2 separate regions of the Homo sapiens genome follow, and region 2 is linked to region 1. Evidence: read pairs that join two places in POLR2A ChIA-PET (ENCODE). Cell type or tissue: endothelial cell of umbilical vein. All regions are shown on one strand. Links, peaks and the distances in the headings refer to the core of each region. The heading gives the core; the rest is flanking DNA. Region 1 overlaps HSPE1-MOB4 (HSPE1-MOB4 readthrough). Region 2 holds the start of LOC124907951 (a long non-coding RNA gene).

Region 1 (11,134 bases), core at 6,046-11,045:
TGACAAACACACAGCCAATATCATACTGAATGGGTAAAAACTGGAAGCATTTCATTTGAAAACTGGCACAAGACAGGGATGCCCTCTCTCAGCACTCCTATTCAACATAGTGTTGGAAGTTCTGGCCAGGGCAATCAGGCAGGAGAAAGAAATAAAGGGTATTCAATTAGGAAAAGAGGAAGTCAAATTGTCCCTGTTTGCAGATGACATGATTGTATATTTAGAAAATCCCATCATCTCAGCCCAAAATCTCCTTAAGCTGATAAGCAACTTCAGAAAAGTCTCAGGATACAAAATCAATGTGCAAAAATCACAAGCATTCCTATACACCAATAACAGACAAACAAAGAGCCAAATCATGAGTGAACTCCCATTCACAATTGCTACAAAGAGAATAAAATACCTAGGAATCCAACTTACACGGGATGGGAAGGACCTCTTCAAGGAGAACTACAAACCACTGCTCAACGAAATAAAAGAGTACACAAACAAATGGAAGAATATTCCATGCTCATGGATAGGAAGAATCAATACAGTGAAAATGGCCATACTGCCCAAGGTAATTTATAGATTCAATGCCATCCCCATCAAGCTACCAATGACTTGCTCCACAGAATCAGAAAAAACTACTTTAAATTTCATATGGAACCAAAAAAGAGTCTGCATTGCCAAGACAATCCTAAGCAAAAAGAACAAAGCTGGAGGCATCATGCTACCTGACTTCAACTATACTACAAGGCTACAGTAACCAAAACAGCATGGTACTGGTACCAAAACAGATATATAAACCAATGGAACAGAACAGAGCCCTCAGAAATAACACCACCCATCTACAACCATCTGATCTTTGACAAACCTGATGAAAACAAGAAATGGGAAAAAGATTCCCTATTTAATAAGTGGTGCTGGGAAAACTTGCTAGCCATATGTAGAATGCTGAAACTGGATCCCTTCCTTACACCTTATACAAAAATTAATTTAAGGTGGATTAAAGACTTAAATATTAGGCCTAAAACCATAAAAACCCTAGAAGAAAACCTACGCAATACCATTCAGGACATAGGCATGGGCAAGGACTTCATGACTAAAACACCAAAAGCAATGGCAACAAAAGCCAAAATTGACAAATGGGATCTAATTAAACTAAAGAGCTTCTGCACAGAAACTACCATCAGAGTGAACAGGCAACCTACAGAATGGGAGAAAATTTTTGTAATCTACCCATCTGACAAAGGGCTAATATCCAGAATCAACAAAGAACTTACAAATTTACAAGAAAAAAAATCAAACAATCCCATCAGAAAGTGGGCAAAGGATATGAACAGACACTTTTCAAAAGAAGACATTTATGCAGCCAACAGACACATGAAAAAATGTTCATCATCACTGGCCATCAGAGAAATGCAAATCAAAACCACAATGAGATACCATCTCACACCAGTTAGAATGGCAATCATTAAAAAGGCAGGAAACAACAGGTGCTGGAGGGGATGTGGAGAAACAGGGACGCTTTTACACTGTTGGTGAGAGTGTAAACTAGTTCAACCATTGTGGAAGACAGTGTGGCGATCTAGAACTAGAAATACCATTTGACCCAGTGATCCCATTACTGGGTATATACCCAAAGGATTATAAATCATGCTACTATAAAGACCCATGCACATGTATGTTTATTGCAGCACTATTCACAATAGCAAAGACTTGGAACCAACCCAAATGTCCATCAGTGATAGACTGGATTAAGAAAATGTGGCACATATACACCATGGAATACTATGCAGCCATAAAAAAGGATGAGTTCATGTCCTTTGTAGGGACAGGGATGAAGCTGGAAACCATCATTCCGAGCAAACTATCGCAAGGACAGAAAACCAAACACCACATGTTCTCACTCATAGGTGGGAATTGAACAATGAGAACACTTGGACACAGGGCAGGGAACATCACACCCCGGGGCCTGTTGTGGGGTGGGGGATGGGGGAGGGATAGCATTAGGAGATATACCTAATGTAAATAATGAATTAATGGGTGCAGGAAACCAACATGGCACATGTATACATATGTAACAAACCTGCATGTTGTGCACATGTACCCTAGAACTTAAAGTATAATTTTAAAAAAAGATTAAAACATAAATGAGTTAAATATGATTTTAAATCCAATATTAACACCTCAAAGGAGGCTCAGAACAAGGGAATATATTGTCTCTTAACTCAATTATATCAGATGCCTAAAAGGATAAAGCTATATGTTTACTGAGACCACTATTACTTATAAAACCTAACAAAAATACAAGCCTACAAACCTAACTAGCCTCACTCTAGGAGACATTCATACAGTATAATAAGATTAGACTAATTATTAATAATTAAGGCCAGGTGCAGTGGCTCATGCCTGCAATCCCAGCACTCGAGAGGCCGAGGCGGGAGGATCACTTGAGCTCAGGAGTTCCAGATCAGCCCGGCCAATATGGTGAAACCCCATCTTTACTAAAAATACAAAAAATTAGCCTGGCGTGGTGGCGTGTGCCTGTAGTCCCAGCTACTGAGGAGGCTGAGGTGGAGGTTGCAGTGCACTGAGACCATGCCACTCCTTCCAACCTGGGCAACAGAGCAAGACGCTGTCTCAAAATAAATAAATAATTAAACAAACAAACAAAAAAACTGTAAATTGTAAGACATTCCAAATTTCCTTAGAGTGAAATTAAAAACTTATAAAGATGCACTTATTCATAACGTACTCCTTTCCTTTCAAAGTCACAAACATCAAATTTCTTCTCCAGTAGTCTCAGTTCTAGCTTCTAGAAGGCTGTGCTGTTTACATAGCTGTTATCTAAAATTTGTTTTCTAATTTGATTCCAAGATGATGAATACAATCTTTAAAGTGCTTCATTTACAGGCTGGGTGTGGTGGTTCACGCCTGGAATCCCAGCACTTTGGGAGGCCGAAGCAGGTGGATCACCTGAGGTTGGGAGTTTGAGACCAGCCTGACCAACATGGATAAACCCCGTCTCTACTAAAAATACAAAAAATTAGCCAGGCGTGTTGGTGCACGCCTGTAATCCCAGCTACTCGGGAGGCTGAGGCAGGAGAATCACTTGAACCCAGCAGGCAGAAGTTGCAGTGAGCCGAGATCATGCCATTGCACTGCAGTCTGGGCAACAAGAGTGAAACTCCATCTCAAAAGCAACAACAAAAGAAGTGCTTCATTTACTTACCTGTCAAGACAGACGCAAATATATTACATTCATGAAATAGAATGGCACTGCACTAAGTTCACAATTTCTTGATTTAGTCACTCAACTGGATCTAGATTAACAGACTGAATTTTTGCTGGGTAATGATTTGAAATTTCGTATTTTATATTAAATCACTTGATGCATAAGAGAAGGACCAAGTGATAACAATTGCAATGTGCAATTCTGACTAAAGAAGCACATTTGGATCCAATTTAAGAAATCATCAGGTTGGCCAGGCACAGTGGCTCACACCTATAATCCCAGCACTTTGGGAGGTCGAGGTGGGCAGATCACAAGGTCAGGAGTTCAAGACCAACCTGACCAATATGGTGAAACCCTGTCTCTATTAAAAATACAAAAATTAGCCGGGTGTGGTGGTGGGTGCCTGTAGTCCCAGCTACTCGGGAGGCTGAGGCAGGAGAATCGCTTGAACCCAGGAGGCGGAGGTTGAAGTGGGCCAAGATCACGCCACTGCACTCCAGCCTGGGCGACAGAGAGAGACTCCATCTCAAAAAAAGAAAGAAGAAGAAATCATCAGGTTAAGGCCAGGTGTGGTGGCTCACTCTTGTAATCCCAGCTCTTTGGGAGGCCAAGGCAGGTGGATCACCTGAGGTCGCAAGTTCGAGACCAGGCTGACCAACATGGAGAAACCCAATCTCTACTAAAAATAAGCCAGGCATGGTGGCGCATGCCTGTAATCCCAGCTACTCAGGAGGCTGAGGCAGGAGAATCACTTGAACCCGGGAGATGGAGGTTGCGGTGAGCCAAGATGGCACCATTCATTGCACTCCAACCTGGGCAACAAGTGCGAAACTCCATCTCAAAAAAAAAAAAAAAAAAGAGAGAGAAATCATCGGGTTAGTGTAGGAATCCCTGGGAAAGAATGGGTACATTGTGAAGTTTCTGGCATACTTATAAATTAGCTAGTGAAAGCTAAAGGCAGATGGGATTTTAGCCAGTTGACGACTGGCCTATTTTCAATTTAGAATTGTAAACAGGAGAACGGGCTGTTTTATAATCAACCAAAATCACAGTAGTGATTAAGATATGCCCTGGGAGTAAATCAGGGGTTTTAGAAGTCCCCAAACATCCCTACTATTTAGTGTACCATATGCTGCTATACCGAATATTCTCGTCCATGAAAAGATTTCACGCAGCTCCCAAACTCTAACCTACTCCCACAACTCAGACAATGACTACAATGTTAAACTCTGGCCCCAAGAAGCACTTTTGGGTCTAACTAGAGAATCTCATCATTTACTGTTGGGATGGATTATAGGATCTGGCTAAAATGAAACTTAACTTCATATCCTAAATTTTCCAGTGATTTCCAGAACTAGCAGCGTATCAGAGTCACCTGGGAAACTTTAAAAACCCGGAATCAGGTCCTCCCATTCTCAAAGCAGTTTCCAAGGTGGAGTCCAAGAATCTGTAGTTTTAAACTCTCTCTTTTGTTTTTCGATGTACAAAAAGACTTGGAAAACATTCTTCCACCTCATTTACTTCCATCTCTCCTGAACTCTGTCTTTCATAAACTGGCAAGCAACATCGCTGAACCACATCAGCAATGTGGTTTTATGCATCAACTAAGAGATCACATTGTCCAGAAATAAATCCGTACATATGCAGTTAACTTACCTTCAACAAGGTTGCCAAGAATCCACAAAAGGGAAAAGGTAGTCTCTTCAATACATGGTGTTGGAAAAGCTGGATATCCATGTGCAAAAGATTGAAATCGGACTCTTTTCTTACACCATACACAAAAATCAACTAAAAATGGATTAAAGATTTAAAAGTAAGACTGAAAAGCATACAGTTCCTACAAGAAAACATAGGGGAAAACCTTCATGACATTGGTTGTGGCAATTTCATGCATATGACACCAAAATACAGGCAATAAAAACAAAAAACAAGTGGGATTATCTCAAACTAAAATGTTCCTGCACAAGCAAGGAAAAAATCAACAGTGAAAAAGGTAACCTAGGGAATGGGAGAAGATATTTGCAAACGTATCTCTAATAAGAGGTTAATCTCGAAAATATATAAGGAACTCCTACAACTAAATAGTAAAATAACTAACAGCCCAATTTAAAAATGGGCTAAAGACTTGAATAGACTTTTCTCCAAAGAAGACATACAAATAGCCAACAGGTATATGAAAAAATGTTCAATGTCTAGCCATCAGTGAATCAAAACCACAGTAAGGGCCGGGTGCGGTGGCTCATGCCTGTAATCCCAGCACTTTGTGGGGCCGAGGTGGGAGGATCACTTGAGCTCAGGAGTTTGACACCAGCCTGGGCAACATAGTGAGAACTTGTCTCTAACATTAAATTTAAAATAAAAAAAATTTAGGAAAGGAAAAAAATACAATAAGATATCACTTCACACTTGTCAGGATGGTTGTTATCAAAAACCAAAAGTTCTGTGAAGGATGTGGAGAAATTGGAACCCTTGGGTGCTGTTGGTGGGAATGCAAAGCCTCTGTGGAAAACAGAATGGAGGTTCCTCAGAAAATTATATAACTACCATATGCTCTAATAATCCCACTTCTGGGTATGCATACAAAAGAACTGAAGTCAGGATCTTGAAGACATATTAACACTCCTATATTCATATCAGACTATTCACAATAGCCAAGGTGTAGAAACAACATTTAAGTTGTTTGGCTTTATTCATCTGTCAATGAATAAAGAAATGTGATATATACATACAATATAATATTATTCAGCCTTTAAAAAAGGAAATTCTTTGTTGGGCATGGTGACTCACACCTGTAATGCCAGCACAGCACTCTGGGAGGCCAAGGTGGGAGGATCGCTTGAGACTAGCAGTCCAAGACCAGCCTGGGCAACATGGTGAGACCCCATCTTTACAAAAAATTAAAAACTTAGCCGAGGCTGTGGTCTCAGCTACCGGGAAGGCTGAGGCTGAAGAGGCTGAGGTGGGAGGATTGCTTGAGCCCAGGAGGTCAAGGCTGCAATGAGCTGTGACTGCCACTGCACTCCAGCCTGGGTGACAGAATGGGACCCTGTCTCAAAAAACAAACAAACAAAACAAAACAGGAAATTCTCCAATATGCTACAAGACAGATGGACCTTGAGAACATTATGCTAAGTGAAATAAGCCAATCACAAAAAGACAAATACTGTATGAATTCACTTAGATGAAGTATCTAAAATGGTCAAATTCGGCCAGGCACGGTGGCTCATGCCTGTAATCCCAGCACTTTGGGAGGCTGAGGCAGGCGGATCACTTGCGGTCAGGAGTTCGAGACCAGCCTGGCCAACATGGTGAAACCTTGTCTCTACTAAAAATAAAAAATTAGGTGGGTGTGGTGGCACATGCCCGTAATCCCAGCTACTCTGGAGGCTGAGGCAGGAGAATCACTTGAACTCGGGAGGCAGAGGTTGCAGTGAGCCAAGATTATGCCACTGCACTCCAGCCTGGGCGACAAGAGCAAAACTCTGTCTCAAAAAATAAATAAAATAAAATGGACAAATACATAGAATCAAAGGTTACTAATCAATGCACACAAAAGTCAAACAAGATGAATAAACTCTAGAGATCTGCTGTGCAACATTATATCTATGGTCAACAATAATGCATTGTACAAACATTTGTTGAGAGTGGATCTCATGTTAAGTATTATTACAATAAATTTTTTTTAAAGATTATACCAAGAACTTAGTTATATACAAATGGATCAATACAAGGAGGATGTAGCAAATGGTAACCTGCAGAAAATGATCCCAAATTCAGTTTTTCAGAGACTTAAATGATGCCTATGTGTTTGGGAGACACGAAGTGGATAACAGGCAGGAAATAAAAAGTCCCACTATAGAGTAAAAATTAAGTCCATAGCATGAACTATGAGATTAACAATGTAAATTTGTGTTTTTTTGTTTTGTTTTGAGACGAGTCTCGCTCTGTCATCCAGGCTGGAGTGCAGTGGCACGATCTTGGCTCACTGCAACCTCCGTCTCCCAGGTTCAAGCGATTCTCCTGCCTCTGCCTACTGAGTAGCTGGGATTACAGGCACATGCCACCACACCCGACTAATTTTTTGTGTTTTGTTTGTTTTGTTTTTTTAAACAGAGAAGGGGGGTTTCACCATGTTGACCAGGCTGGTCTCGAACTCCTGACCTCAAGTGATCCACCCGCCTCGGCCTCCCAAAGTGTTGGGATTACAGGCATGAGCCACCGTGCCTGCCCAGCCTAACAATGTAAATTTGACGGAGGCAAGTGGATCACTTGAGGTCAGGAGTTTGAGACCAGCCTGGCCAATACGATGAAACCCCATCTCTACTGAAAATGCAAAAATTAGCCAGGCATGGTGGCTGTAATCCCAGCTACTCGAGAGACTGAGCAGGAGAATCGCTTGAACCCAGGAGGTGGAGGTTGCAGTGAGCCAAGACCACGCCACTGCACTTCAGCCTGGGTGACACAGCAAAACCCTGTATTAAAAAAAGAAAAAAAAAAGTGAATTTGAGAGGATTGCTGTGTAGACTGAATAAAGGCCCCTAAAATGTCCACATCCTAATCCCTGGAACTTGTATGTTACTTTGCATGGCAAAAGGGACTTTGCAAAAGTACTTAAGGATTTTGAGATTGGGAGATTACCCAAGTGGGCCCAATGATGTAATCACAAGTGTCCTTGTAAGAGGAAGTCAGAAGGAAATACCATCACAGAAGGAAAAGCAATGTGATGATGGAAGTAGGGACTTGAATTATTATGCTGGCAAAGAATGCTGGCAGCCACCAGAAGCTAAAAGAAGCAAGGAAAGAATTCTTCCCTGGAGCCTCTAGAAGGAACCAGGAATTGTATTTTGGCCCAGTAAAGCTGATTTTGAGCTCTGAACTCAGGAAGTGTGACAGGATACGTTTATATTGTTTTAATCTACTAAATTTGTGGTTTACTATAACAGCCATAGGAAACTAATACAATTACTGACATGGTATCTCAACAATCAGAATCCAAGGTCTGCATCTGTTTCATAAAATGTTTTTAAAATGCACCAAAGATTTAAAAAGTGGTTTAAATTTTACCAAAATCAAGGCAAGCATATGATTTATCTATGTATACATATCTGGTTTTAAAAACATAATGACATCTTTCAGGGCAGGTAACTAGGGACTTATTCTCAGAAGTCAAAAAGACCCTACTGATATTATGGAATTGGGTGAAGGGGTATCTCATTTGCTATTACCATAATGACTATACCCACTATTATTTCCTCATCTCTGGAGTTCCCTTGTTCCTTTATCAACTCCCCTCAATCTATCTCTGAGAGAAGTGGGGGATTACTGAATCCTGTTATTCTTGATTTAATCTCTTACTTTTAAAACAAGGAATAAGGCATTTTTTAAAAGAAACCTAGCATTTTCTTGTAGACATTGATGCTAAGGAAAACCAAAAATATTTATTTTTTGAGGTAAGGTCTCACTCTGTCACGCAGGTTGGAGTGCAATGGCACAACCATAGCTCACTGTGGCCTCAAACCACTGGGCTCAAGTAATCCCCGCCAAACCCCTGCCTTAGCCTCCCCAGTAGCTGATACCACCAGTGTGCACCACCATACTCAGTTAATTTTTTAAATTTTTTGTATAGACAAAAATTGGGGTCTCACTATATTGCAAAGGCTGGCTCAAACTCCTAGCCTTAAGCAATCCTCTGGCCTTAGCCTCCCAAAATGCTGAGATTACAGATGTGAGCCACTATGCCCAGTCATCAAAAATATTTAATATCAGCAAATACTTGTAGGGATACAGATAATTATTTTACATAAAGCATACTGTATAAGCATGTTCCTGATACAAAAAAAGGCAGAGATAATACTATAACCTGTAACATAAACTAGAAGTAAATATTTTTAATTGTTATATAAGATATAGGTGGCTCTCATGAGGTCCACCCAAAATAAAATAATAAATATGCTATTTGGCTGGGCGCAGTGGCTCATGCCTCTAATCCCAACACTTTGGGAGGCCAAGGCCGGTGGATCACCTGAGGTCAGGAGTTCGAGATCAGCCTGGCCAAAATGGTGAAGCTCTTGTCTCTACTAAAAATACAAAAATTACTCGGGTGTGATGGTGCGGTGGTGCAGGCCTGTAGTCCCAACTACTTGGAAGGCTGAGGCAGGAGAATCGCTTGAACTTGGGAGGAGGAAGTTGCAGTGAGCCGAGATCACACCACTGCACTCCAGCCTGAGTGACAAAGGAGTGAGACTCCATCTCAAAAAATAAAATAAAAAAAGATAAATACACTACTTATGGAATTAAAAACTGCTTTTAACAAGGTTTATGAGACAAATCCAGATCAGCATATTATCTTGATCTTATGAAAAAATGAACAGTTCACTAGTTTTAAATATTGATGTCACAGTTAATCCTAGAATCATCACTTAATTGACATACTTCATGGATTTAAGTTCACGGTGTCAATTTTTTCTTTTCTTTTTTTTTTTTTTTTGAGATGGAGTCTTGCTCTCTCATCCAGGCTGGAGTGCGGTGGCACAATCTCAGCTCATTGCAACCTCCACCTCCCAGGTTCAAGAGATTCTTGTACCTCAGCCTCCCAAGTAGCTGGGTTTATAAGTGCGTATCACCACACCCAGCTAGTTTTTGTATTTTTAGTAGAGACAGGGTTTCATTTTGTTAGTCAGGCTGGTCTCGAACTCCTGACCTCAGGTGATCCACTGGCTTTGACCTCCCAAAGTGCTGGGATTACAGGCATGAGCCACCACGCCCGGCCAATGTTTTTATCGTTTACAAATTTAGGTTAATACGAAAATTTAGTATTCTCTTTGCTTAATTACATTAGGTGCTCACACTTGATATGAAGCTTTGTGTACTATAAAAAAGTAGGCCGGGTACTGTGGCTCACCCCTGTAATCCCACTACTTTGGGAGGTCGAGCCAGGCTGATCACTTGAGGTCAGAGTTCAAGACCAGCCTGACCAGTATGATGAAACCCCATCTCTACTAAAAATACAAAAATTAGCCGGGCGTGGTGATGCACACCTATAGTCCCAGCTACTCAGGAGCCTGAGGCAGGAGAATCACTTGAACCCAGGAGGCAGAGGTTGCAATGAGCCGAGACTGCGCCACTATACTCCAGCCTGAGTGACAGAACAAGACTCCGCCTAAAAAAAAAAAAGTAGCAGAAAAGTCATACAAATGAAGAGTAAGGCTCCACAATGAACCTATTATTAGATAGGTAATCTAACCCTCTAGAGGATTCACTTGGTAGCTTTCCGGTTTCATAGTGTACTCTATACTAATAATGCATATTTTTTCAGGAAAACAGATTTGAATGTTCTTATCATCTCAAATAAACTGCTAAGCATATTGCACAAATACGTTTTTTTTTTTTTTTGAGACGGAGTCTTACTCTGTCGCCCAGGCTGGAGTGCAGTGGTGCAATCTCGGCTCACTGCAACCTCCACCTCCCAGGTTCAAGCTATTCTTCTGCCTCAGCCTCCCATGTAGATGGGATTACAGGCATGCATCACCACACCTGGCTAATTTTTGTATTTTTTTAGTAGAGATGGGGTTTCACCATGTTGGCCAGGCTGGTCTTGAACTCCTGGCCTCAAATGATCTGCCCACCTTGGCCTCCAAAGGGCTGGGATTACAGACGTGAGCCACTACATCTGGTCCATATGTATTGTCTGTTAACAATGAGATGCTTGAAGAAATAAAAATCAACTACTTTTACTAAAATATTCGCATAGCATGGAAGAACTACACAAAGAAACCTTTAGCACATTCAACAAGGATTCACAAAATAAAGTATATACAATTTAAAATTTAGCTGCTCAAAAAAGATGTCATCATATAGACAGTAGGGCAAAGTACTCACATAAAAAACTTAGTTCTACTATTACAGTGAATTTGA
Region 2 (11,134 bases), core at 6,135-11,134, 91 kb after region 1:
ATGAAAATACTTCCTAAAAGTGAACAAACTAAAGTCAGAAGCAGGTGGCACCAGTTCTTTTTTGCCTTTATGTGTGATGGACTTCATGAAGCATTAACTCCCGAGGTATATTTGTTTCTGGACCATACAGCTTACATGCTCTTCTTTCAAAGGCAGCTACCATCTGCTTCACAACTTCATCAAAAAAGAGTGTGGCAAGCTGGGAATGTAGAAGTGATCGAAATTCAAAAGAAATCTGTAGGAAAATATTGAAAATTATTTTAGAAAAAATTATTTTTTGCTTTTTTTTTTTTTTTGGTTTTCCTGGAGAGGGACTCTCGCTTTGTTGCCCAGGTTGGAGTGCAGTGGCACAATTGCGGCTCACTGCAGCCTCAACCTCCTGGACTCAAGCAATCCTCCCACCTCTGTCTCCCAAGTAGCTGGTACTACAGGCATATGCCACCACATGTGGCTAATTTGTGTGTGTGTGTGTGTATATATATACGTATATATATACGTATATACATATATATACGTGTATATATACATATATATATATGTATATATGTGTATATATATATATATATATATATATATTTTTTTTTTTTTTGTGGGGGGGGGCGTAGAGAAGGGGTTTTGCCATGTTGCCCAGGCTGATCTCAAACTCCTGGGCTAATGCAATTCTGCCCACTTCAGCCTCCCAAAGTGTTGGGATTATGGGCATGAGCCACTGTGCCCAGCCAGAAAGATTTTTTTTAAACTAAATCTCCACTTAGGACAGTGGTGTTCACACTATGAACTGGGTATCTAAGGTAGAATTGTGTGGATGTATGTAGGTGGGATTTTTAGCACCCCCACAAAAGAGGGAATCTTCTTTTACTGCAACAAGCACAATTGCTGGCACAATAAGCTTACATAAAGAAGGCCAATGAAATCTCATTTCAAGGGAAAAAGTCTGTTTCTTAATAAGAGAAGACTGGAAAAAACCTTTGCTGAATACATTAATCACTATGCCTTCTTATTAATGTGTCCCTTTTAGATCCATCCTATCCCACAAAAGGAAATAAGGAAGGAAAGTGATCCTTCTCATAGGTATCACTGAGAAGCACCAGCAGGAAGAGGAGGCTGGAAGTGTGCATGCACATGTGTGCCTAACCCACAGGGCAGATGGTGTAAGTGGTTTAATCTTTCTTTTTTTTTTTTTTTTTTTTTGAGATGGAGCCTTGCTCTGTCGCCCAGGCTGGAAATGGCCCAACCTCGGCTCAAATGCAACCTCTGACTTCTAGGTTCAAGCGATTCTCCTGCCTCAGCCTCCAGAGTAGCTGGGACCACAGGCACCTGCCACCACGTCCAGTTAATTTTTGTATTTTCAGTAGAGACGGGGTTTCACCATGTTGGCCAGGCTGGTCTCAAACTCCTGACCTCAGGTAATCCACCCACCTAGGCCTTGCGAAGTGTTGGGATTACAGGCATGAGCCACTGCGCCCGGCCACGTGGTTCAATCTTAAAGTAGCCAATGATGTGGACAAGCTTGTCCAATCCACCTTATTTTGTAGTTGTTGTTGTTTTGTTTTGTTTTGTTTTAGGCTTTTAACAGCCTGAAGCCATGGGTTTTAGTTTCTGTCTCTAGTGGTTAAGTGGAAAAGAGGGATGAGGAAGAGGCTTTACTGGCCCAACCAGAAACAGAAACTAAGAACCCATGACTGTATTCTCTCCCTTGGATACCCTTTCAGAACTTTATTTATACCCTCTCATTGTTCCATATAGAATTCAAGACAACTGGTTTGAGAACTGTGTTTTAAGGACCAAATATCCTCTAAATATTAAAATGTTTATCTTTCATTACGAAATAATTTCATTTTTGTAAAAAAAAAAAACTACAAAATAATACAAAGAATTCCCATGTACCCATTACCCATATTTCCCTATTTTAATGTCTTCAATAACCATACTGCAATTATCAAAATCAGGAAATTAACAGAGGGAGTTACTACTACTAGATAATAATGCTATTATCTAATTTATATAGACCTTATTCAAATTTTCCCAATTGTCCTTTTTTTTTTTTTTTGAGACAGTGTCTCACTCTGTCACCCAGGTTGGAGTGCAGTGGTACGATCTCAGATCACTGCAACGTCCACTTCCTGGGTTCAAGTGATTCTCCTGGTTCAGCCTTTCAAGTAGCTAGGACTACAGGCATGCACCACCACACCCGGCTAATTTTTGTATTTTTAGTAGAGATGGGGTTTCGCCATGTTGGCCAGGCTGGTCTCAAACTCCTGACCTCAAGTGATCTGCCCGCCTCGGCCTCCCAAATTGCTGGGATTACAGGCGTGAGCCACTGTGCTTGGCCCCAATTGTCCTATTAATGTCTATAATGCTTTAATGAAAATTACTCAAGAGCTGAGAACAGCACACGATAATTTAGTCAAAATTGCCACCATTTCTTAAAATTCAATGCCCAAGTTGCCTGTACAGAGAACAACTCCCATATTACCTGTTGGCAAAGAAAAAGCCACAAATTGCTTTAAGTTTTCTATAACTACGATTATATGAAAAAGAAAGTTACTAGGCTGGGTGCGGTGGCTCACGCCTGTAATCCCAGCACTTTGGGAGGCCAAGGTAGGCAGATCTCCTGAGCCCAGAAGTTCGAGACCAGCCTGGGAAACATGGCAAAACCCCATCCCTACATAGAATACAAAAATAAGCCTGTGTGGTGGTGCATTCCTGTAGTCCCAGCTACTCGGGAGGCTGAGGTGTGAGGATCACTTGAGCCAGGGAAGCAGAGGTTACACTGAGTCAATATCACAGCACTGCACTCCAATCTGGGTGACAAAGTAGCGCCCCATCTCAAAAAAATAAAAAAAGAAAGTTACCAGACTCTAGATGCAAAAAAATGAAAAAAATATATTACCTTATTTCTGCATGTTTTATTTTTAAATTTTTTGAGACAGGGTCTCACTCTGTTGCCCAGGATGGAGTACAGTGATGTGATCATAGTTCACTGCAAGCTCGAACCCTTGGACTCAAGTGATCTGCTCGTCAGCCTTCTCAGCAGCTAGGACTACTGGTGGGCACCACTACACAAGGATAATTTTATTTTTATTTTTATTTGTTTTGAGACAGTTTTGCTCTTGTTGCCCAGGCTGGAGTGCAATGGCACGATCTCGGCTCACTGCAACCTCCGCCTCCCGGGTTCAAGTGATTCTCCTGTCTCAGCCTCCTGAGTAGCTGGGATTACAGGCACATGCCACCACGCCCGGCTAATTTTTGTATTTTTACTAGAGACGGGGTTTCATGATATTGGTCAGGCTGGTCTCGAACTCCTGACCTCAGGTGATCTGCCCGCCTCAGCCTCCCAAAGTGCTAGGGTTATAGGTGTGAGCCACCCCATCCAGCCGATAATTTTATTTTCACTAGAGACAAAGTCTTGCTATGTTCCCCAGGCTGGTCTCAAACTCCTGGCCTCAAGTGATCCACCTGACTCAGCCTCCCAAAGTGCTGGGATTCCAGGCATGGGCTACTGCACCTAGCCTGTTTCTGCATCTTATATGCAATGTGTTCTTTCATTTGGTGTTAATTTAAAACTATTATTAAGTTTAAAACTGTTATTAAGCTGGTTGTAAAGTCATGGCATGTATCTTACAATCTACAGATTTGTAAAAAACAGAATGAAGGAATATTCAAGGTTGCAAGAAATAGAATAAAAAAGAAATGTTCATTAGCATTTATGCAGAAAAAGGTATTCAATATAATTATGGCCTCTGTGTTCTAAAAAATGATTACTTTTTACCAATTTTACCTCATAAGTGGAACAAATCAAGGGCTTTATGAGACTTACTGAAAAATCCAAGGTACAAGTTCTTGGGTAGCCAGGAAGACCTGGGCTAAAACGCCAAATAGTCTCCAAATGATTGAAAAGTCTCCCATCAGTACAAGATGCCTACAACAAAATGAAAAAATAAAACCACAGTTAAATACCTTTGCTACTGGACATAATCTAAGAATCTACTATGACTGAGGCTGATTTCTTTCATAAGTAATAATTTTTATAGGTCAGACCATAGGAGATAAAGATATCTAATTTTTAGCTTGGTACTAGGAAGTAATGTCTTGCCAATATTAGCCTTTTTTTTTTTTCCTGCAGGGATCCCTAAGATTGCCAGGTGTTTTCTCTTCCATTGCTAACACCTGCTTTGCTACTTAGCTTTCCTTCCTCTAGAAGCAAAAGAGGGAGCTTCTTGGAAGCTTATTTCTAGCTCTGCCACATATAAGTGATCGTGAACAAGTTAAATCCCCATACCCTATTTCCTTAATCTGTAAAATAATACCTACTTTATATCATGAGATCACTGAAATGTTAATAAGGTACCTGGTACACATTTATCTCCTACTCAAAGACTGTTCTCTTATTAATCACGTATAGTCTTTCCTTCACTCTTTGCTCCTTATTCCTAGAGGCCTCTATCTAGTTTTCCTAACTGTGTAGTCCTGGCCCTTAGCCCTGATCCATTTCTTTCTGATTTTTTCAATGCACATGTATACTTTATATTCAGTATGCACACAATCACAATACTTAACCATACTATGTGCAGGGCATCTTGGTAGTTCCTATTTTGTATCATAAAAAAAATACTTATTGTGGCTGGATGTGGTGGCTCACACTTGTAATCCCATCACTTTGGGAGGCCAAGGTTGGGGGATCACTTGAGCCCAGGAGTTCGAGGCTGCAGTAAGCTATGATTATGCCACTGCACTCCAGCCTGGGCAACAGAACGAGATTCCCTGTCTCTTCGAAAAAAATTTAAAAATTAGCCAGGTTTAGTGATGCATGCCAGTAGTCCCAAGTACCCAGGAGGCTGAGGTGAGGGGACTGCTTGAGCCCAGGAGACTGAGGCAGCAGTGAGCTATAATTACGCCACTGAACTCCAGCCTGGGTGACAGAGCCAGACACTGTCTGAAAAAATAAAATAAAAATAAAAATAAAAAATAAAAAAATTTATTGAGATCCATGAAAGAGATGCCATCTGCAATCTGAAAATGGTAACCAGAACCATAGTTACTAGTTCATTGTTAGGACTGATTATGCTCGTTATGACCCTGAGAGATGCTCAGCATTTTATTTTTATTTTTATTTTTATTTTTTCCCACCTCAGCCTCCCAAGTAGCTGGGACCACAGGTGTGTGACACTATGCCCAGCTAATTATTTCATTTTTTGTAGAGTTGTGTTCTCCCTAAGTTGCCCAGGCTGGTAATGAACTCCTGGGCTCAAGTGAACCTCCTGCCTTGGCCTCCCAAAGTGCTGGGATTACAGCAGGCGTGAACCACCTCATCCACACAAATAATCTAGAGCATTCCTAAAGTGCACAGGTAATTTCTAAGAGCATCAAGAGTCTATAATAAAATCTTGTTATTTCAGTTGCCCAACTTTAGGATAATACATTCTGCCCTTCTTTACAATCATTTAAGAAGCTTATAGGAAATTTAACATTAAAGGATAAACAGGTTTTGGGAGTATTCACTGTAACATAGCACCTTCCTCTGACTACTTTTTTTTTTTTTTTTTTTTGAGACGGAGTCTCACTCTGTCACCCAGGCTGGAGTGCAGTGGCGCGATCTCGACTCACTGCAAGCTCCGCCTCCTGGATCCACACCATTCTCCTGCCTCAGCCTCTCAAATAGCTGGGACTACAGATGCCCGCCACCATGCTCGGCTAATTTTTTTTCGTATTTTTACTAGATATGGGGTTTCACCATGTTAGCCAGGATGGTCTCGATCTCCTGACCTCCTGATCCCCCCGCCTCGGCCTTCCAAAGTGCTGGGATTACAGGTGTGAGCCACCACACCCGGCCTCCTCTGACTACTTTTATACAAAATCTGGCAGTATTTCACTCACTCCAATTATCTAGCCCAAGGACGCACGGATTTTTACTGTTATGTTTTGACACGAAGAGTTTGCCAAAGACCTCATTTCTAAGAGCAGAGATACTGAATAGTAGAAGCTGTCATAATGATGACCTACTACTGACTGTTCTGAGTGAACTGATTTAGACCATTATATAAACTAATCCATACAAAATGTTTCTATCATGAAGCAGGCAGTAAAAGTCATTGAACTGTTGCCTCTCTGAAAATGTTCAAGGGCTTCTGGCCATTAAAGATTAGTGTAGACTAGAATTACTGACATATTAAGTGACAGGCATGTTTTGGTCAGCTAATAATTCACAGAACTGTCACATGGCTTCTGTTCTTCCCTTATAATAATTTTTACTGTATTGGGTAAAAAATAATAATTTTTACTGTGTTGTCTATTGGGTATTAAAATCCAGAACCTGGCCGGGCATGGTGGCTCATGCCTGTAATCCCAGCACTTTGGGAGGCCAAGGCGGGCGGATCACCTGAGTTCGGGAGTTCGAGACCAGCCTGACCAACAGGGAGAAACCCCGTCTCTACTAAAAATACAAAATTAGCTGGGCGTGGTGGCGCATGCCTTTAATCCCAGCTACACAGGAGGCTGAGGCAGGAGAATCGCTTGAACCTAGGAGGCAGAGGTTGTGCTGAGCTGAGATTGCGCCATTGCACTCCAGCCTGGAAAACAAGAGCGAAACTCCATCTTAATCAATCAATCAAATCCAGAACCCGGGCAACAAGAGTGAAACTCCATCTCAATCAATCAATCAATCAAATCCAGAACCTGGGTAACAAGAGCGAAACTCCATCTAAATAAATAAATAAATAAATAAATAAATAAAATCCAGAACCCAGGCCAGGCATGGTGGCTCATTCCTGTAATCCCAGTGTTTTGGGATGCCGAGGCAGGCAGATCACCTGAGGTCAGGAGTTTGAGACCAGCCTGGCCAACATGGTGAAACCTCGTTTCTACTAAAAATACAAAAATTAGCTCAGTGTGGTGGCACGTGCCTATAATCCCAGCTACTCAGGAGGCTGAGGCAGGAGAATCGCTTGAACCCAGGAGGCAAAGGAAGCGGTGAGCCGTAGATCATGCCATTGCACTCCAGCCTGGGCAACAAGAGTGAAACTTGGTCTCAAAAAAAAAAAAAAAATCTGGAAACTGAACCCAGGAACAACTGAAAGTTGAGCATATATTCTCAAGTATGTCTTTAAAAAACAAACTAGCATTATTATGTGAGGCAACTTATAATGAAAAAATAGGGGGAAGGAGAGTAGGAAAAAAAAAAAGAAAAAATAGTTTTGGAGTCAGACACATGCAAGTGTGAATTTGCCCAAGGTTCTTAATCTCCTTAAGCTTCATAAAATTGAGATAGCTATGATCATCTAATGCAGGTTATTATGAAGATTACTTTTTTTCTAATACAGTTTATCCCTCCCTTAGCAGTGCTGAAAGTTTACTCTAAGATTATTATGAATGTCTCTGAATCTGCAATAATCCAAAAATACAGGTAGTGAAAGCTTCATAAGTAAGGAGGCTTCATGACTCCCATCATTATAGTATTGCTGTTGAGGTTACAGAGATGAAAAAGACAGGGGCTCCTTCCCTCAAGTACCACAGTCTTGTCAAGGAGAAATCCTGTTGAAGAAATATATTACAGAGTGATAAAAGAAAGCATGAATAAAGCACAGGAGAATCACCAAGGTAGTGCTACTTATCAATATGAAAGGAAAGAGAGAAAATGACCCCAGATGGTCAGAATTTGAAGGAATATCAAGAAGGTAAGTGCATTACAGATAGAAGAATAAGCAATATGCAAAGGCACACGGCTGTGGAATAGTGCTGTACTGTGCATTCGTGGAACTTTTAAGACATTCGGTATTAGCTGAACATCAAGTATAGTATTACGTGGGAGGAGGGAGCAGGGAAGTAAATGGGTCAATGTGCAATGATAAAGAGATTTACTTTATCCTGTGTGGTTTTGTTTTTGTTTTGTGTTTGTTTGTTTTGAGACGGAATTTCACTCATTGTCCAGGCTGGAGTGCAATGGCGCGATCTCGGCTCACTGCAACCTCTGCCTCCTGGGTTCAAGTGATTCTTCTGCCTCAGCCTCCCGAGTAGCTGGGATTATAGGCACTCACCACCACGCCTGGCTAAGTTTTGTATTTTTAGTAGAGATGGGGTTTCACCGTGTTGGCCAGGCTGGTCTCAAACTCCTGACTTAAGGTGATGCAGCCATCTCGGCCTCAGCCTCCCAAAGTGCTGGGATTACAGGTGTTAGCCACCACATCCAGCCTGTTTGTTTGTTTTTTAGAGATGGAGTCTTACTTGCTATGTTGCCCAGGCTGGAATGCAGTAGCTATTCACAGGCATGATCACTGTACATTACAACCTCAACCTCCTGGGCTCAAGCGATCCTTCCGCTTCAGCCTCCTGAGTAGCTGGGATTACAGGTGCATGCTACCAAACCTAGCTTATCCTGTAGGTTTTAAGAAGGCAGGGGAGAGAGGCTGGGCCTGGTGGCTTATGGCTGTAATCCCAGCACTTTGGGAGGCCAAGGCAGACAGATCACCTGAGGTCAGGAGTTCAAGACCAGCGTGGCCAATATGGAGAAACCCCGTCTCTACTAAAAATACAAAAAAAATAGCCGAGCGTGGTGGCACATGGCTATAATCCCAGCTACTTGGGAGGCTGAGGCAGGAGAATCACTTGAATCCGGGAGGCAGAGGTTGCAGTGAGCTGTGCTTGTGCTACTGTACTGCAGCCTGGGCAACAGAGCAAGACTCTGTCTCAAAGGAAAAAAAAAAAAAGGCGGCAGGGAACAGAAGAAAGGTAGACAGTGAGGAAAAAATGAGGTTTATTTAGAGTTCTTTTAGTTAGAAGCAGCATAATATATATACTAAGATTTAAGTTCTGGATGGGTGCGGTGGTTCACACCTGTAATCCCAGCACTTTGGGAGGCTGAGGCAGGCAGACCATGAGGTCAGGAGATCGAGACCATCCTGGTTAACACGGTGAAACCCTGTCTCTACTAAAAATATAAAAAATTAGCCAGGCTTGGCGGTGGGAGCCTGTAGCCCCCGCTACTCGGGAGGCTGAGGCAGGAGAATGATGTGAACCCAGGAGGCGGAGCTTGCAGTGAGCCAAGATCACGCCACTGGAAGCGCCACTGCACTCCAGCATGGGCGACAGAGTGAGACTCCATCTCAAAAAAAAAAAAAAAAGATTTAAGTTCTAAGGGACTGAATGGTAAATTGAGCTCAGGAAATAGAAAAAAAAAATTAAGATTATAGAAATATTCACTGGTGTCAGACAGCTGGAGTCTTGGCTCTGTGACCTTGGGCAAGTTTTCTATCTCTTCTAAGCCTTAGTTTCCTCAACTCTAAAATAAATAATAACTCTTGAACCTCAAAGGGCTTTTGTGAAAATTTGAGTAATTCAAGTAAAGCAGTAAAATGGGCTCAGTAAATGTTAGCTATTACGACAGAAAGTAGTTTAAAAACTCTAAAACAATGAGGCAAGCAGGTGAAAGCATTTGTAATAATAGCAAAATCCTAGTCCACAGCATTTTAAGTGGAATTGAAGTTTTAAGGGTAAGAATAGGGCAGATAGGGTCTTAGCTTCACTGGACAGTGACAGTGTTCTCTTTCTTTCTAGCTGCACCAGAAAGAGCACATCTGAGAGCTGCACCCCCTTCAATGCCTAACAAAGAGCTGACTAAGGTATTTGGCTCTGGCCACTTACCAAGAAATTATATCATCATTAAATCCTGTGGGCAAAAAATAACTCAGTTTTAAAAATCTTTGGCCACTCCAAAATGGGAATGCAAAAGAAATATGCATTATCCCATGGAATTCTGCCTTTTTGTTTTTAAGGTCGGTACCCTTTTCTACATGTGTATCCTCCTCTGACAAGCATAAGATGATTAATATAATGTAAGAGCAGTTGGCATTTCAGTACCTGGTACTTGGCAGGATAATCTCAACAATGTTTATACATATATATGTATATATATATATGTGTGTGTGTGTGTATATATATATATACGTATATATATATGTGTGTGTATGTATGTGTGTGTGTGTGTGTGTGTGTGTGTGTGTATATATATATATATATATATATATATATATATTTTTTTTTTTTTTTTTTTTTTTTTTTTTTTGAGACAGAGTTTCATTCTTGTTGCCCAGGCTGGAGTGCACTGGCGCGATCTCAGCTCACTGCAACCTCTGCCTCCTGGGTTCAAGTGAGTCTCCTGCCTCAGCCTCTTGAGTAGCTGAAATTACAGGTACTTGCCACCATATTGGCTAATTTTTTCGTATTTTTAGTAGAGACGGTGTTTCACCATGTTGGCCAGGCTAATCTCAAGCTCCTGACCTCGGGTGACCCACCCACCTTAGTCTCCCAAAGTGCTGGGATTACAGGCGTGAGCCACTTTGCCCCCCAATATTTTTATATTTTTTCTTTTCATTTTTATTTAATTTTTTTTGAGACACTGTCTCACTCTGTTGCCCAGGCTGAAGTGTAGTGGCTTAATCACAGCTCTCTCTAGCCTCAACTTCTTGGGTTCCCATCTCAGCTGCCTGACATGACATATTTATATCTTTTTTTTTTTTTTTTAATTTTGAGACAGAGTCTCACTGTGTTGCCCAGGCTGCAGTGCAGCGGCACTATCTCGGCACACTGCAACCTCTGCCTCCGGGTTCACGTGATTCTCCTGCCTCAGCCACCTGAGTAGCTGGGATTACAGGCAAGCACCACTACGCCCGGCTAATTTTTGTATTTTTAGTAGAGACGGGGTTTCACCATGTTGGTCAGGCTGGTCTTGAACTCCTGACCTCGTAATCCGCTCGCCTTGGCCTCCCAAAGTGCTGGGATTAAAGGCGTGAGCCACAGCGCTATGCCTATATCTTTTCTACCTTTCTTTATCCTCTCACCACTTTAATTTTTTTCCTTCCTTCTTCCCCACCATTCCTTCTTTAACTTAAAAAACTATATATTTAGTAAACAAATTTACTCTTCCCCCAATAATAAAAGTATTTAATTCATATTTTAAAACAGTTGAAAAATTAAATTAAAACATTTCCCACTTGGGTGGCGCAAGTGATCTGTCCTGTGGGTCAGTAGTCCTCAATAGAAGGGAAAAAAAAGGGAAAAGTTTCCCATTCCCATATTATATTCAAATTTCTATTTGGAAAGAATAATGCTAACATTGTATAAAGTAACACAGTTAGGAGAT

What was found. Peaks named below come from ENCODE experiments on the same cell type or tissue, not always from the same donor. Only the 100,000 strongest peaks of a DNase experiment are listed, where the experiment ranks them.
Region 2: POLR2A ChIA-PET joins it to region 1 with 6 read pairs; 4 of 35 experiments call an interaction of 5 or more read pairs at or near these places.

Annotation. Positions count from the first base shown.
Region 1 is chr2:197,553,500-197,564,633 of GRCh38, reverse strand. HSPE1-MOB4 (HSPE1-MOB4 readthrough) reads right to left here. Exons shown (of 9, transcript NM_001202485.2): 9 at 10,935-11,134. MOB4 (MOB family member 4, phocein) reads right to left here. Exons shown (of 8, transcript NM_015387.5): 8 at 10,935-11,134. It overlaps LOC124907952 (a long non-coding RNA gene), which reads right to left and starts at 5,982. Exons shown (of 2, transcript XR_007087918.1): 1 at 4,877-5,982. In endothelial cell of umbilical vein, for the core only: no CTCF peak of the experiment used is centred there; a DNase peak (open chromatin) is centred at 8,043; H3K27ac peaks cover 939 bases.
Region 2 is chr2:197,462,858-197,473,991 of GRCh38, reverse strand. COQ10B (coenzyme Q10B) reads right to left here. Exons shown (of 5, transcript NM_025147.5): 4 at 3,821-3,922; 5 at 1-235. The coding sequence ends at 68. LOC124907951 (a long non-coding RNA gene) reads left to right here and starts at 951. Exons shown (of 2, transcript XR_007087903.1): 1 at 951-1,151; 2 at 9,550-9,678. In endothelial cell of umbilical vein, for the core only: no CTCF peak of the experiment used is centred there; no DNase peak of the experiment used is centred there.